2 separate regions of the Mus musculus genome follow, and region 2 is linked to region 1. The links are chromatin loops, found by intact Hi-C in ENCODE. Cell type or tissue: gastrocnemius. All regions are shown on one strand. Each heading gives the region's core, and the rest is flanking DNA. Links, peaks and the distances in the headings are about the cores only. Region 1 has its middle 20 kb from the start of Krt78. Region 2 holds the start of Grasp (GRP1 (general receptor for phosphoinositides 1)-associated scaffold protein).

Region 1 (8,319 bases), core at 69-8,068:
GGGCTGGTCAGGGGGCTCTAGGAGTCTGCTTGTCTCCTCTTCCCCAAAGCTGAGGTTACACCACACTCTTGCTGTGGCTGGTTTTCATTTGAGGTCTGGAGATCTGAACTCAGGTTCTCATGGTTGCCAGCAAGCAGCAAGCACTTTACCCACCAAGCTCCTTTTTTTTTTTTTGCTTGGTGCCTGCTTCCCCATGTCAGGGTTTCACTTTGTATTCCTAGCCTGGAACCTTCCTAACAGTTCTTAAAACAGCTGTGTGTCCTGTGGAACACGAATGTGTATATTGTACTTGCACATGACCTCTAGACACTGATGTAGTCATGTGTGTGTGTGTGTGTGTGTTTTTCCCCTACACATTGTTGAGCTGAGTTGACTGTGTCCTCCCTAGCTGGAGATTGGGCACACCCTGTCAGCCCCTCCAAAGCCCACATGAACTGATAAATGGCTTCTTTCTGTCCCCTACTCTGTTCCCTCCCTCCGCTTGGACATGAAAACCCTGGGTAAGGCTGACGGTGGTGTCCCTAAGTTTGCTGTAGTGTGATGGGTTGGCTTCAGATTGCCACTAGCTAGGAACCTGTGCAACCAAGGCAGTGAAGGAGCTGTGCTGTCGAGCTTGGTGGCCCTGGGTTCAAGCTAGACTTCCCCTTCTCTTGTTCAGTGTGGCCTGGGACAGTCACCTTCTCTAGCTGAGTTTGACCTCTGTGAGGTGTGCCTGGTTGATTATTCCATTCAGAAGGTAGGATGTTCAAAAATGTACCACAGGGTTTGGTTTTGAGTACCCAGGGCAGTTGAGGGTTCTTTTCCTTCCTAATGATCGCTTGTTGTTGCGCTTTGAGATTACATCAAGACTGCTTTGGAGTCTTGCAGGACTGGCTGGCCATGGGGCTGGAATGAACACCTTGAGCCTAGGTTATGGAATATAATCTGGCACGACCTACAAGTGCCCTGGCCACCCGGCCATGGAGTGGCCACAAAGGAACAACCTGTAGACTCCAGAAAGCCAGCTTGTCCTCTGGGCCTGCCATGGTAATGCCTGCAAACCTCAAGGGGGTAGACAAAGTACTTCTGGTACAAGCACCCTAACACCACCCATTTCAAAGTAACTGAAGCCCCCTTCCCCACTCTCCATAGCCACTGAAACTCCTTAGCCCCCAAGGCTAAGTTATGCTCTCCCCTTCCCCCAGCGGGCAAACTGTTCCAGAGGTCCAGATCCGCCACCCCCACCACCCCTGGGCGGTTCCCTGCTGACTCAGGCTGGCCCGGCTTAGCGGGCGGGCCGGGGTGGGAAGAGGCCGGGCACAGGGCCAGGGCCGGGTGCGGCGGCGGGTGAGTCACCCGGATCGGGCGCGGTGGCGCCGCCCGGCCCCAGCGGCCGTGGGAGCGCTCGGGCACAGCCAATGGGCGGCTGCCACCCGGCTCGCGCCGCCACGCCCCCTGGCTGCAAGCCGCCCAGTTTCCAGCTCCCTGGCCCCCGACGGACCCCCGACCCTGGCAACCTGGGATTTTTGCGGACTTTGCTTCCCCATGGAGGCTGCGGGGAGCAGCGTGGGGCTCAGGAGTTGAGGAGAGAGCAGCTTCTATAGTCCTTCCTGCTGCAAACCCCACTGGTCAGGGCCACACTCCAGGTCCCCAGGAGGCCCTGCCACGCAGGGGGGGCTCTGGGTCTTTACTGTACCCACGCCACCTGCTGGTTAGGGCCACCCCAGGTCCACAAGAGGACCTGCCCCACATGGGGGCTCTGGGTTCTTAAGTGTCCACAACACCTGTGATTAGTGCTACCACACACCTTCAGGAGGCCCTGCCGATCAAGGGGGCTCTGAATCCTTACTGTGCCCATGACACCTGCTGGTTAGGGCCTGCTTCCCCAGGAGGCTCTGCCGCAAATGGGAGCTCTGAGCCCTTACAGTGTCCCTCTGGGTTCTTTCCAGGTAGTGACATTGGGGTACCCAGCACCTTCTCAAAGAGGGCAGACTCCTCTGTTTGCCAGTCTGTGCTGGTTGAACCCTGGCACAGTGTCCTTGGCCAAAGTTTTCTGTTCCCAGACAGCCACACTACCGACTACTTTCTGCTTCAGAAAACAGTCATGGTACTAAGAAGGTCATGTTTCTAAGACTCTAGTGACCCTGGCTCTAGTGGCCAACCTTCTCCAGGCTTTGGCCTTGGCACAACCGATACACACAGGCTCATCAGCACAGAGGCCCAGGCAAGTGTAGATGGCAGGCCTGGATTGTCATATACTCTATACAAGCACAGGAAGAGACAGAAGACTCTCTTTTTCTTTTTTTCTTTCTTTTAAACTGTAAATTACTGTGAAGATAAAGTGTCTGGTAATTTACAAATCCTCAAGAAACAGTAGGTCTGATTCTCTCTCACACAGACACAGCCCCACAAACACACAGCCCATGAAGACACAAACACACGCCCCCACGAAGAACCTCAGACACTGACACATGTTCAGATACACATCAATAGAGATACATTTGCACAGATCTGCAGACACAACTAACCCCCCCTCCCCCAAACCAGGAAAGCAGAAACCCCCACAGCAATCATAAAATCCAGTTTTACTGCCCAGGGTGTGATGGGAACCAGCAGCCAGCTGGGCGGGGGCAGGAGGCCTCAGCGTCTGGGCGGTGCCTGCTTTGCCCTGGCTCCCACTCAGCCCCAGGGTCAGGACGCCTTCATTTTCTGACACGCCCTCCTCTGTCCCCAAGAACAGTCACCCCATCCTTTCTCCACTGTTGCCTAAAAGCAGGACACACCCTCTTGTGACAACTGAGCCCTAGGCTATCCCCCCACCCCCACCCCCAGTGTGTACCCTGCTAGCAGGGCCTGACAGCTTTCTGGGTAGGTTTGGGGTCTGCGGAGGTGCTCTTTCCCTGATAGTCCTCTGGGTTGAGGGTTCAGCTCTGAGGACGTGGCTGCTTAGCCCTCTTCAGCTGGAAGGGAGTAGAGAGGACTCCAGGCCCTGAACAGTTTCCTGGTATCCCCTCTCCGCTTTGCCTTGTGGTCCCTGTCCTCAGCTCTTGAGGCCGCAGGAACTTTAGAGTCAGAGAGAGCTAGGAGGAGGCCCCACGTCTGGGCCTGGGTTAGCACCCGTCTCCTGATGAACTTAGGCCACGTTGGCCTAGCCTTCCACTTAGTATTTCCCCATTGCTCTCATACCCGCCTCCGCCCTGCAGTGAGCATCAGAGTCTTTCAGACTGACCCCCACCTCACCGCCGGCCCCCACCCCACCACCTCACCGAGTCTAGCCCTTCAAGGAAGAGACTCACACTGGGGGTCACACACTGACTCTTTAGGGATAGGGCTGTGATTAAGAGCGGGGCTCTGGTCCTTGTGACTAGAAAAGTCCTGAATGCTAGCTAGTGTCTGTTCCCTCCTAGTCCCTGGCCATTTTCCTGTGAACAGATCTGCTCTCACTATAGTTTGACTTTGCCAGGGTCTGGGGTGGGAGATGAGATCCAGAAGGACTCTGGCCTTGACCTCTGCTCCTAGTAAAAAATGAATGTCAGGTAGAGTGAGACTATCAGGTGACAGAGGACATGGGTCCTAGGAAGCCTGGTAAGAGTCACCTGGAGAAGGGTTTTGAGGGAGAGGGGACAAACCAAAGGGACACCTCGTCTGCATGGCTAGGGATCTTGAAGAAGGGGACAGTACTTGTTCTGTCCCCTTTATGGAACCCTCTGTGACTTCTATCCCTTTGAGCTCGTTCTGAAGGTTGACCACAAGGGACCAGGTGACCTTTTGATTAGAAAGCCGTATAAAGGTGAAAGGGCCAGGTGGAGCTTGGATGTCTTTCTCACTCCTGGTCCTTGATGTCTTATCTACAGGGCAACCTCCAGGGCTGGCTGGACACTGGTCATTTTCAGGGTCTGGACTCCCAGAGGTTCTGGGACATGGCAATCACTCCACTCTCTGTTCTCTTCCTTCTCAGCCACGCTTTGCCAGCCTCTGCACCCCTGTCCTGACCTACCGAAGGGTCTCTGGAAGGCTAAGAAGGGCTCCCTTCAGTATTTGGACTCTAAGCAGGCCCCTTTCTTTTTTGCCTTTAGATTTTTCTGTCCCCCACTTTGCCCCTAAGGCTTGGATGAGCCAGAAGGGTGGGGCTCCCTGTTGGCAAGACTCAATTTTGCTGGCTGGGAGTTTTTCAGGGTGCTAATTAAAAGGAACCACCCAGAGAGAATGACTTCACTTGTTCTCACACACACACCCTTCGGCCCTGCCCTCTCCAGTGGCCCCATTCACACGCCGGGGCGCACTGCGGGTGGAGGAGCCCACGGCAAAGGCAAGACCCTTTGTGTCTGTCCACAAGCCAAGTGCAGGCTCAGAGCATTTTTAGCATTTCCCCTCCTAGTCCAATGTTGCTGTGGCTGCATTTCCCTCGCTGGTCCCCTCCCTGCTGAAATAGACAGGCAGAAACTGACTCTGGGTGGGAAGGAAGATGGTGTCTTCCCAGGTCACACGCACCCCCCCCCCCCCGCCCCACTCTCCCAATAGGAGCGCTGCTGTGAGGAAATCTTTCCCTGGCTGGGATTCCGTCCAGTTCTCGGGCTTCATCCCCTGTGGAATGGGCCTCACTGAAGAGAACTTAGTAGGGCCACTGTGTACTGTGGTTTTGAGGATCTCTCCGCATTACTTACTGTCTTCTCTGCTCCCTAAACTCTTCCCAAAATGTGGTCACGATCCCTTTCCACTCTGCACTGCCGGGTGGCCACGTGAGCCTAAGGTGGGCTCTGATACTCATGTTGGAATATTTAATGATGGTTCTTAGAGCCCAACTCTCCCAAATACTCTTGCATCGCTTTTTGGGAAGACCACGTTGACTCACTTGGTCTTGGTTATTTAGTGGAGGGGCGAAATGGTAACTTTCTGGGCTGACTCAGGATCTGGGAGATCCTGGGTGCTAGGCAGCGTTAGAACCGCTGGGAGGCGAAGAGATGCCACGAGCAACCCCAGTGGGGAGAGGGGAGGAGCTAGGCTATTTCCCAGTCTCCCTGCATTCTGGGATTGCCCTGTAGGGGTCGCCCTAAGCCAGGTTTCCACAGATAGCAGCGGCTCATTGCTTCTTCAGAGTCTGGGTCGCATCTCCGACCCTCTGTCCCCCAGTTTGAATTCTTTCCTTCCTCCAGGGTCCTCCAGCTACCAAGAGTCCAGGAAAGGGCACAAAGCAGGGACAGAGACAGCTTGTGACCTAGAGGCTGTGAAGTGACAGGAGTGACAAGTGTTGGTGGCTAGAAAGAGCACATGCAAATAGCATGCAAACGAGCATGGCTGGACCGTCCTGAGTAGCACCTGCCAGTCTGGGCCCAGGCAGGCATCCTTTTCCTAGCCCTGGGTGAGGATAGAAGCACCTGACTCTTCCCTGGCTGTGTAGACACGTGCTACCCCTTAAATGCCACCATAACTCAGGCAGGGGCTATCGTCCTCATTTTACAGATGGCTCCCATGAATGTTTCTGCTTTCTCCCTTTTCTCTCTACAGATCAGATCGCAATCCCAAGTGAGCGTGGGACTAATTCAGCAAGCAACCCTTCTCTTCCAGTAGGGTCTGTTGCTCTCCGGTGCAGAGATACTGAGAACCTCTAAAACACCACAGGAGGGGGAGGATGGTGTCATAGGGGTGCCAGCTTTCATCTGCCTGGGTCCCACTGCTTGCTTTGTTGTCTCATGAGGGGGTCACTTGTTCAACTTCTCTCCCTTCTCTAGGTTGGTTGCACCTTTTCCTTTGTGTTTGTGTGGGGCCTGGGATTTGGAATTGTCCTATCTAACTCACCAGTGACTTGTTGTCTTCTCAAGGCCCAGGGGCTGAAGGTGACATTCCAGGAGGGAGGAAGACCTGTTCCAGCTCTGCCTCAGGGAGGAGTCCATCTTTGGCTCCTTAACACCATAGCCTCTCCAGCGTTCTCCATTTTCTGGGTCCTGTTCTTTCTTCCCTACCAGCCTGCTCAGCCAGGTCCCCCTTCTCAATGCCGCTCTTTTGGTTGCTGAATTCCTCTGAGTCCGTCCCCCCCCCCCCCAGGCTTTACTGTTTCTGAATGTTACCATCACTTGGGCCTCTACAAGCCCTAGACTTCTACCCAGGCATGGCTGTGAGGACTGAGGCTTGGGGCAGAGATGTTGCAACCTGACTTGACGGGGGGGGGGGGGGGGGGAGTTAGGCACACACTTGCTTTCCAGTTCCACACTATCTGCACCCTACACGAGCCCCTGTGGTCACGGTTCCCACGGAGGTGACCAGACCTTTGCCTCCCCACCTCTCTCCTCCATTCACACACCTCCCTCCTTCCTGAGGTCATTATGTGCATCTTTGTCGACTGCACCACCTAACACTTCCCCAGATGTTCCATCTGGTCTGAGCATGGCTCTTTCTCCCAGCCCCCCAGATAGGGGAGTATCAATGCCAGAGGGCAGATAGACATAGGATTTGGAGAGGAATTACAGTCAGCTGCAAACTCCAGCTTTGGTTGTGGGATCTCGGTCAAGTCCTTTTAGGTCTGCAGAGCCTTAGCTTTCTTAGCCATAAAACCAGGTTTAGCCAGAGGTGGCCTATGTAAAGCACCTGGCAGATATTAGCTTCACATATAATGGCGATCTTCAGGCATGGTGTCAACCACAAAAAGTGACTTCCTGGAAGAGGCCACGAGGAAAGCACCCCCATCCCTCCCCCTACCCATGCCCTCTCAGTGCCCTTCCCTCCTTGAGGGTGCCTCCCTTAGCCCTTTCCTTATTTTGCTCTGGAGAGATGTGGGTGGAGCAGAGCTCTGTCCCTGGAAAGGGATGGTGGTGGGCTCTGAAGGTCCCTGCCAGTTGCCGGTAGCAGGAAGTGGGCCTGCCTGAGTAGATGGTCTGAGAGGTTTCTACAGCCTGGAAGGGGCAGAAGCTCTCATCCAGTCCTTCACAGGAACAAGGGTGGAGAAAGGGCACCAGCCTACGGGGCTTCCCTACAGAGAGCGAGCACCCCGTGCAGACTGGCTCTGGTCTCCTTCCAGTTTCGATCAGAGGGCGTTGTGAGGCTTGGAGGGGTGGAGTTGGAGGCTTTTCTTTGGAAACCCTCAAAGCTTAGGAGGAGAAGAAAGTCAGGTCAGAGACTATCTTACAGCATGGAACCTTGCTGTCAATGACAAAGCACTCATGCCGAGAGCTATGTGTCTAGGATGTGTGTGGGGAGTCCAGACCTCCACATACAACCTCAGATACCAGCTCTTACACATTCATAACACCTGTCCCTGGCACACTCTCCATCCTGCATGCCCCTCTTACACTCTTTACACACTCAATATGCAGCTAAATGTTGCATACACGTGGGCCATGCCTTTATATATTTTCTCCATTTTATTTTTCTCTGGAGGCAGTCTGTGGGTGTAGCCCAGGTTGGCCTCAAACTCCTTGTCTTCCTGTGTTAGCATCCTGAGTGTTGGGATTTCAGGTGTGTACCACCATGACTACCCATTCATTTATGCTCTTGTGAGCGCACACACACGGTTCCAAATGAGCGTGCTCTTGGCACATTCCCGTTCATGCTTCTCACAAGCTCCCCCAGAGCTGAAGGAGTCCCAGAAGACTGGTATCTGATAGGGCAGGCCTGGTAGGTGATTGAGGAACAGGGTCTTGAGGTTAATGATGAAAGTTAACAGCTGGTGCTTGGCTTTCATTCTGAGGGCGCTGCAGGTATAGTCTTGTCTCACACACACCGTGTTCCCAGGAGGAATAGAGATTGTTATTCCCTGGTCACAGATGGGGAAGCTTAGGGAGGCCAGGCCTTTTGCCCCAGGTCCCACTGTCATTGCTCTGTGGAGATAGCACCTGACCCTCACCCTCAGCCCACAGAAACCCATTCTCTTGACTCTCAGCCTTACTTGGCTCCTTGCTTGAAATCCCTTACTAGAATCCCTGGCTTTAACTTCCCGAGAGTCTAAGTCTCATGACTTTGCCCAGGATCAGCTGTGACAGTTAAGTCCCCAGGAGAGTCACCTCTCTCGGAGGCTCCTTTGTATCAGTGATTTGTTCTGATATCAGGCATCCAGGAGCTGGTGGGGAAAGGGGGCTTCTGGGAGACCTCACTGCAGGTTCCCAGGACAGTTCGGGCTGCAGGATCCTAGGCTACCTGCAGGGGGAGTCGAGTGTGGGAGAACCCTGTCCCAGCTTGGAATGCTGGGAAAGAATGTGTCCTGGAAAAGCCTGGATGCCAGCTAGGACCAGGATGGGACTGTGCTGCACTTTCCCCCTCTTGACCCCCCCCCCCTGAGGGTGCATGCGAGTGTACATGTGTGCGTGTGCGAGAGAGAGAGAGAGAGAGAGAGAGAGAGAGAGAGAGAGA
Region 2 (8,319 bases), core at 247-8,246, 750 kb after region 1:
GGCGTGAGCCCAGCCAGCTGGGCAGGGCTGGATTCATGAACTCGGCAGACGAAGGTCACCATCTCTACACGCTGCTCCTCTCGGTGGTGAAGGCCATATGTCTGTAAACAAGAGACCGAACGTTCACTCGGCAGAGGCAAGCAGACCTGCTCCATCCTCCAAACTGTCCTCCCATCCTCCCGCTTCTTTGCCCAGTTTTTCACACCTGGATCTCGAAGCCAAAGGTCTGGTTGTCCCCTTTCTCCAAAGTTAGAACCTTCCTGCAGAAGACAGACAGAGGGTCAAGATCACTAAAATTAAGAAAAGCATGGGAGAGCTGGCTATGGTGGGCCCACATCTGTAACCGGAGCACTTGAGAGACTGAGGCAGGAAGATGCCGCAAGCTGCATAGTGAGGCCCTGTCTCAAAATACAGCAACAAAACCAGGAGCTTGACAGTCCCACAGCTCAGTGGAAGTCTGATCTCGAACATCCCAGAAGGACCCAGAGTCTCCTGTGACAGCTCATTCTACACAGATTTTTGGAATGCCCTTCCCAAACCCAACTGAAATTGGCCTCAAGGAGCTGTACAGAATAAAACCAGCCTCTTAGGTGGGGCGGCTGTGGGGTGTAGGGTAGGGTGGGAACTCTGGAAAGGAGTGAGCCTACCAGCACCCCCAGACTTCTACTGAGTCTGACCGTATACTCACTAACCGAAGGCCCCAATTTGGCCCCCCAGGCTGGAGCATCCTGGCTCTGATGCTTTGGAGAAAACAGAGCTCCAGCCCCGGGAGCAGTCACGAGGCTGGGCGCAGACCACACCACAGCTGCTCCTCCCAGCTGTGGTGCGGCCAGCCCACCAGATGTGAGGGCTGGGGGAGGGGAGCCTGGGGCCACCCCTTCCCGAACTGAAGGCAGCCTGCTGGACACAATGGTCTGGAACTGCTCCAGATCCTAGGCTGATGGGGGAGCCCAGAGTTTCCTTTGCCCACCCCTTCCCCTTCCTTTCCACCAGCCAGAGGCAGAATAAAGTGGCTGCGAAAGCCTCTTTGAGTCTGGCAGCCTCAGAAAGGCCCTGGAGACGAGGCCTCTAGCTTCTATCCTGAGTCACAGCCCCTGCCACCTAAGGCTGTGCAAGATACTTCTCTTCCTTGGGAGCCCCGTATGTTGTGGGGCAGGAGCAGTGGAAGTTCTCTGTCTGTCCCAGTGCTTTCTGGGTTCCTGGAAGGGTCTGCGAACTTTTACTGGCAAGAGCCAGATAGCGAATATTTTAGGTTTTGTGGGCCCTGTATGGCCTCTGTCATATATTATTCTTTGTTTTTATAACCCTTTAAGATATTGAAATAAGCTGGGCACGGTGGTGCATGCCTTTTTTTAAGCCCAGCACCTGGAAAGCAGAGGCAGGGGGATCTCTTGAATTCCAGGACAACCAGGGCTCTGTAGAGAGACCCTGTCTCAAAACGCAAAACAACAGCAACAACAACAGCAACAACAACAACAACAACAACAAATGTATGTGTGAGCATATATCATCAGATTCTTAGTTAAAGGGCCAAACAGACCAACCTGGCCAGGAGGTCACAGTTTGCAGAACCATGTCAGGGGAAGCCAGGGTCTTGGGCATGAGACATAGGCAAAAAGGGAACCTGAGCCCCAGGTCCTAGGATGAGCGCCTGTCCATTGTCCAGATCTCAGAGCCTTCCCAAACTGCAGCTATGGCATAGCACCAATGTAAGACTAAAAGCCTGATTCATAAAACCCATCAGACTCAAACATCTGGTCACAGAATGCCCATGGTCTGGGCCTGCGGGGCTGGGTGGGCTCAGGGAATAAGCCAAGGAGCACGAGTTAGGGGACTTCCATGGTATCTTCTCCTTCCCACCCCCACCTCTCACTAATCCAGCTCTTCCAGAAAGACACAACTGGCATTGATTGGGGGTGGTTAAGGAGCACCTAATGACTCAGAAGAGCCCCCCTTGTTCTGCCGCCCCTTCACACAGCCCACACCCCCACCTGCCCCTCAATCCCAGTGGGGAAGTCATGCTCAAGGATGGGAGATGCCTCCTAGGGGGCTGGGCTGAGATGCTCCATCCCCACCCCCACCACCTCACTTTTCTGGACAGCAGGGACTTTGGGTGGGGGTGACTCACCGTTGCTGTTCAGGACTCTGAGTGAAATTCTTCCAACGGAATCCTGAGCCCTGGGTGGTAAAACAGTCAGAAGACAATGAAAAGGCTATCCTGGGGCAGATGCTGAGAAGGTGCTATCTTGGGGCAGATGCTGACAAGGAGCTATCCTGGGGCAGATGCTGAGAAGGGGCTATCCTGGGGCAGATGCTGAGAAGGGGCTATCCTGGGGCAGATGCCGACAAGGGGCTATCCTGGGGCAGATGCCGACAAGGGGCTATCCTGGGGCAGATGCCGACAAGGGGCTATCCTGGGGCAGATGCCGACAAGGGGCTATCCTGGGGCAGATGCCGACAAGGGGCTATCCTGGGGCAGATGCCGACAAGGGGCTATCCTGGGGCAGATGCCGAGAAGGGGCTATCCTGGGGCAGATGCCAACAAGGGGCTATCCTGGGGCAGATGCCGACAAGGGGCTATCCTGGGGCAGATGCCGACAAGGGGCTATCCTGGGGCAGATGCCGACAAGGGGCTATCCTGGGGCAGATGCTGACAAGGAGCTATCCTGGGGCAGATGCTGAGGAACCCTTTCTGGAAGGACTCTCACCTGAGCCCAACTCTGACACAGCACCCCACTTCCTGCTGCCTGTCTTTTCCTTCCTAGCTACACCTCTGCTTTGGCGCTAATTTAACTATTTGCCAAATGTAGCTGCTGTTATCACTCCCAGAGTTCACACGGTCCCTGGGACCTCAGGGTCACATCTATTCTGGGTTCTAGATCAGTAAACTCCACCTCTGCTAACCAGCTTGGAGAAGCCTGTGACTCTAGAATAATCTCACCACTGGCATCATGTCTGATGGGTCCAGACCTTCCGGGCCCCAAAAGCTGAGGCAGGAGCTTCCCCGAGTTGAAGAAGGAAGCCATAGACTTAGGGTTCTTACTCTACAGATTCCCACCAGCTGAGTCTGTCCATTTAATGGTTCAAGCAGACCCAGTATTCAGGAGAGCAGAGAGCCAGGGGCCTGGCAATGACAGCCTGAATGTGACAGAGGTGCCAAATCTCCTAAGAACAGGTTGCTTGGGGGTAGGTGGGACAGTAGATTCCAGATGAAGCTGGCTGTATGCCCTCCAAACCTGAGTCTCTTGATATTGCCATGAATTTTTTTCTAGAACAAAATAATTATTGAATAAATAAAAACAAGTAAATCTCAGAATCAAACTTGTCTCACTATGCTTGAAAAACTGGGAGCTTTTTTTGTTTTTTTTTTTAGAATGTCCTGAACTCTTCCGGACCCCAGATAACCTAAAAACAACCTCTGTCCCTCCTAAGATTTTAGTTCTTGGAGGAAGTCTCATCTGGGACCAACCCTTTCCCCAAGTGCCAAACTGCCTGAGGCCTTCCTGGTCTGTGCTTTTGTTAACACTCTCTACCCCCATAAGCTACCCTAAAGCAAGGAAGAGAAGGGGACCCTCTTCCTCCAGAAGCAGACTAACCTCTGGGTGGGGACAGTATCCAAATAGGCCAAGAAGGAAGGACCGGTCAGTACAGAGAGACCCCTTTGTTTTTCAACCCGATTTTCATAAAATGCAAGTTCTCAACAAGCTGTTCATTGTGTGTAGGGGGAGCCAGGGACCATGAGAGAAGGAGGGGGCCGCATAGGGAAGGGCTACCCATTCTTTCTCTTTAACCTGGGTCTTGGCTCTCAGCATCTGAAGACTCAGGTTCTCTCAGGCCAGAGGAAGAGTTTCACTTAGAGGGAGACTTAGGGCAGAGGGCGGGTGCGGCCCGCATCCTTCCTGCCCTGTGACTCTCCCACAGCGTCCGGTCCTGGCTGAAGTTAGAAGAGCTACGCTTTCACATCCCGCATCTAAGATGCGGTACAAAGCACGAGGCCCTGAGCCCAAGAAGCCGAGTGTTCCTGCGGAGGGGGAGTTTTTGGGAATTCGCAGCACTACTTCTAAGGGGCCATTAATCTCTCTCCCGCCCAGGGCTCCAGGACCCTCAACTTGTTCGAGGCAAGTGGTGAGGTTCCTTCTCTATCCCTGCTCCAACTTGAGAAGGTGCTTGGGCGGCAGGGTCCTGAGAGTTTTTAGACTTCTGGACACCCGCAGGCGGAGCAGGAGGCGGCAGAAAGCCAGATGGAGCAAGCTGTAGAAAGGGGGTGCTGGGGCGGAGTTAAGGCAAGAGAGTGGGAGGAGATGGGGCATCCGCGTGTGGGGAATGGAGCGGAGAGCCACCCGAACTGGGGGCGTTGTGATGGCGGGGGCTACAGCCTTCTGAGACCCGAGTGGGCAGGTTTGCACCTTCTGGGCGGAGCAAGGCGGGTGGCCCAGGGTCGCAGGGCCGGGGAATGTGGCAGTCATCGGCGCTGCTGCGGGTGAGTGTATCCTGCGGAAGGAAGAAGGCAGGGTACCGAATCTGGGGATGCAGGTTAAGTAACGCACCTTTCGGCGAGGCAGGGTACCCCCGGACACGGCGAGCGCGCGGTACAGCTCGGCAGGGTGATAGTCCTCCAGTGCTGCGTACAGCTCCTCCCCGGGGGCTCCGGGCGGAGCGGCGGCAGCCGGAGGGCCGGAGGGTAGCGGGGCGGCGCGAGCGGCTTCGGAGTCGGGAGCCCGGCCAGCGGGGTCCGGCGCGGCAGTCGCCTCCTCCTTCTGCTGCAGCTTCCTGAGTCGGCGGAGGGTCATGGCTCCGGCGTCCGGCGCCCCTCAGAGGCCGCGCTCTCTCTGCTTGATGGTGTTAGGGACGGCTTTGGGACGCCAGCCCAGCGGGCCGCGTGTAGCCTTGCTTTATAGACTCCCGAGAGGCGTGGGGAGCGGCCTCCAGTGGCCTCGCCCCCCGACACGCAGGCACCGCCTCCAGGGGGGGACCGCTATGGGGAGCCCCGCCCACAGTGCGCAGCCATCAGCCAGGCTCTGGGACACTCTGGGGGACTTGGGCGCTCAGTGGGGGAAATCTAGCTGCCCACGGCAGCGGGAGGGACAGGACATTTGGGGAGAGCAGGGGTTTATATGCTACCTGGAAGCAGTCTGTGAACGTACATTGGATGAAGTTAGGGAATGAATGATGGCCTTAGTGGTTCGTGGAGATGGGGGCACAATAAGGAGTGGTGGTAAATAAACTGGGGGAAGCTTTGAGGTCAGGGTAGCAGTGGGTCAGACTGCAGGAAGCCCTAGACTGGAGAGGGGGAGGCCGGGGCTGCGCAGGGGAGGGTTGGGGTTTCTGAAGAAGGAACTGGGAGAGAGGTACACCTCTGAATTCACCCAGTGGAAGCTCCCGGGGAGTGAGGGGCTAAGGGGTCCATCTTCCCACCTGCATGGTAGAAGAGATAACTAAAGCAGCCTTCCTTTCCCAGGGCTAGGAGAAAGGGAAGCTGTGGAAACCTGCAAGCAGGTTTAAATCCGAGCCCTACTGGGGCCACCCCAAGGCTTGAAATCACCTCTCCACTCTGGATGCTGGAGTTAAGGCTCTCGTTCCTCACCTGGGGTTTGGAATATGCCCAGAGTAGGTGAGTAGATCCTCGGAGTTGGGGCATGACCGGCGCTGAGCCTTTCTCTAGTCCTGTCTTAGATACCATCCCTCAAGCTCTTTGTTACCATGGCTGCCAGGCTGTGGGAGAGGCGGGGATGACCCACAGCCCAAGTCTGTCGTCAGTGGCGCCCAAATAAGAAGCAAAAGAGGGAAGCAGTTGGTTGTCTAGCCACCACAGACGGAGCCTGGGGCTCCACATTCGGACATGAGACACCACGCGTGCTCTTTACATACATCATTACAAACCTTATGAAACAGGTACCATTATCATCCCTCCCAGAGGGGGAAACTGAAACCCAGACAGAAAGCACCTTGCTAGGAGGGTTGCTCAGTGACCAAGTTGACAGTCCAAACAAGGCAGCCCCATTCTGGAACTTCTGCCTTACTCTGTGATGCTGACTTCAATGCTTCATCGTGAGGTTGAGCCCGACTCTGTGCCAGGGGCTGGCTAGGCACTGGTGTGACAGAGGTGTTTGGTCTGGGAGCCGGTTGCATGCTGTACATGTGCTGTGTAAGACCCATACCATGGGGGAGCAGAGGCCAGAAGGCCATATCTCAGAGGCCAGAAAAGACTTTCTTCTACCCGTTCATCAGTCTGGCTGTCTCCTTGTGTCTTGCCTCCCCTCCTCCAGCCCCCTACTCTCACCCAGGCCCCTGTGCCCTCACTACACAAGAAGTATAAGTGGGAAGGGTGGCTTAGGGACTATGTTAGCTAAGATGTCTCCCTTAATGCTTCTCTCCCTGATTTAACCACCAAGTGGCCATCGGTTGAGGGGCCAAGGGAGAGTCAGTGGAGAAACATGGGACTCTTATTGAGAGCATTAACACAGATGGACCCCTGGACCGTCTGTTGCCTGACAGACGGCATCTGTAGTGGGGGAGGGGGTGGGGAGTTACGAAGGTAGAAGACAGAAAAGTTTGTATTGCGTTCATTCTAGTTCTTATCCACGAAAGGACCCTCCCCCCACACACCCCCAACGAGATCCTGTGCCACCTATGAAGGTGCCACCTGCCTACTCTGGAGGATTAGTGAATGCGTATCTAACAGCCCTGTTGACAGAAGTCCTTTGTGCTGATTAGAGGTAAACACCTCTTCCCCCACAACCCCAGTTTGTGCAGGTCCGATTGCCTCTTGCCTCCAGGTGAGAAGCCACCACAGGGAGCTGAAGTTCTCACCTAAGCAAGAAGGTGCTAGAAAACCCAGAGCAAGTGTGAGCCCAGAAAAGGCAATTTCTCTAAGTCCTTGGCATGATTTTCTCAAATCTTAGGATTTCAGAGCTGGAAGAGGCCTCATGTTCTGGAAAAGACGTGTGTGGTCCAAGCCCTCCTGCCTGAGACAGCAGTCAGAGAGGGAAAGACTGCCCCGGAATGGATTTAGGAACCCAGGACTCTTGACAAAGACTGCTAATTCAGCAGCTGGCAGCTGGGGAGCGGACTGCCTGATTCCTCTGCGGTTCCACAGTTTCTCCAGGGAGGATTGGAGAGTCCTGGGTGCCTCCCTGTGGGATGGTGGCACCCTCTGCTGGTCGTGAGCCTTGTGGTGGAACTATCTCCAGACTCAAAGCCGTCTGGTGCTCGGCGCCACCTGGAAACCTTGCCATATTTTGGGATCCCATACAGCATTTGTTCCTCCAGGAGGATCTGTAGTGAGCTGGTAACTGAGTTCACACTGAGGAAGTTGTGAGGAGGGAGATGCTGCCGGTTAAAAGTACTCCACAGCACGGCTCCAGAGCTCAGCCTTCTCTGCCCCACCTCCTCTTATGCCACGCCCCTTGCCTAGCATCTGTTCCCCTCCTCCAATTAGCCTTACCCAGGCCTCCTGCCTCTCCAGAATGTCCCTTACCTCCTCATGCCTCTTAGCAAATCCCCTGTGGATCTGCTCCTGAGAAATCTATACTTCGTCTGCAACTTATGTCGAAGCAGGTGTCTTGTTCCCAGGGAGTTCATGTTTCCCAGTTCTTTGGCTCCAGCTGCTCCATCCTAAGATGGGGTTTAAGGGTGGGGGGAGGGGAGACCTGGGTAGCATGGGATTAGTAGAGGCTGTCTAACGGACAAAGCCCCTTCTCACTTCTTTAAGGACAACCCCTTGCCAAGTCTCCCACCAATCCACAATTCCCTGTGACCCCACAGACCTGCTTAAGTTCTGGGGAACCCTCGGAAAGTTGGAGCACTAGAGCTGCGAAAGTTCAGACGCTGTAGAGTCCCAGTGAGTCAGTTACTTCAGGGCACAGAACTAGCAAGGATGAATAAATAGCTCTATGGATGCCGCCTCTGCTTCTGTGTGGGAGGGGGGAGGGGAGGGGATGGGGAGGGGAGTTAGCAGCAAGAGAGGGCCTGGGGCTCAGCTGGCTCTCTGGTACACCAGGAATGATGGGCTGGGCCTCAGCTGCATGACATCACTGCTTGCAGGAGGTATAGAACAGCCGGTGGGCAGCTGGCTGGGCAGGGAATGCTTGTTTTCTTAATGACTCCTATTGCCTAACAGCGTTCTCGCGGTACAGTGTTGTGTTGGTGCTGGGGCCCTGCTGCGGGAGAGTTCTAGCAGGTCTGATCCAGTACAGTTCAGAGATCTGACTCCCAGGAGGTCTGTAGGTAGGAGCCAGGTAGATAGGACAGTTTGTGTTGGATATGGGTGTCTCCTGGTCTAGTCCCATCCAGAGGCCAAGCATCTGCCTCTCGAATGGC

What was found. Peaks named below come from ENCODE experiments on the same cell type or tissue, not always from the same donor. Only the 100,000 strongest peaks of a DNase experiment are listed, where the experiment ranks them.
Region 2: it touches region 1 in a loop (3-fold over the local background); 7 of 42 quality-filtered maps call a loop at or near these places.

What each region holds. Positions count from the first base shown.
Region 1 is chr15:101,970,541-101,978,859 of GRCm38, reverse strand. It overlaps a transcript of Krt78 not described here. Among named protein-coding and RNA genes, the nearest start is that of Krt78, 20 kb to the right of the region's middle. In gastrocnemius, for the core only: CTCF peaks have their summits at 1,494 and 4,989 (motif pointing right); DNase peaks (open chromatin) are centred at 1,333 and 5,007; H3K4me3 peaks cover 1,363 bases; H3K27ac peaks cover 5,268 bases.
Region 2 is chr15:101,220,773-101,229,091 of GRCm38, reverse strand. Grasp (GRP1 (general receptor for phosphoinositides 1)-associated scaffold protein) reads right to left here and starts at 4,885. Exons shown (of 8, transcript NM_019518.3): 1 at 4,548-4,885; 2 at 2,129-2,178; 3 at 206-260; 4 at 1-101. The coding sequence starts at 4,790. It overlaps A330009N23Rik (RIKEN cDNA A330009N23 gene), which reads left to right and starts at 3,906. Exons shown (of 3, transcript NR_045328.1): 1 at 3,906-4,118; 2 at 5,459-5,611; 3 at 6,903-7,901. It overlaps AU021063 (expressed sequence AU021063), which reads right to left and starts at 7,845. Exons shown (of 3, transcript NR_045996.1): 1 at 7,767-7,845; 2 at 7,478-7,614; 3 at 6,937-7,303. In gastrocnemius, for the core only: a CTCF peak has its summit at 4,819; DNase peaks (open chromatin) are centred at 4,363, 4,892, 7,148 and 7,389; H3K4me3 peaks cover 5,570 bases; H3K27ac peaks cover 5,788 bases.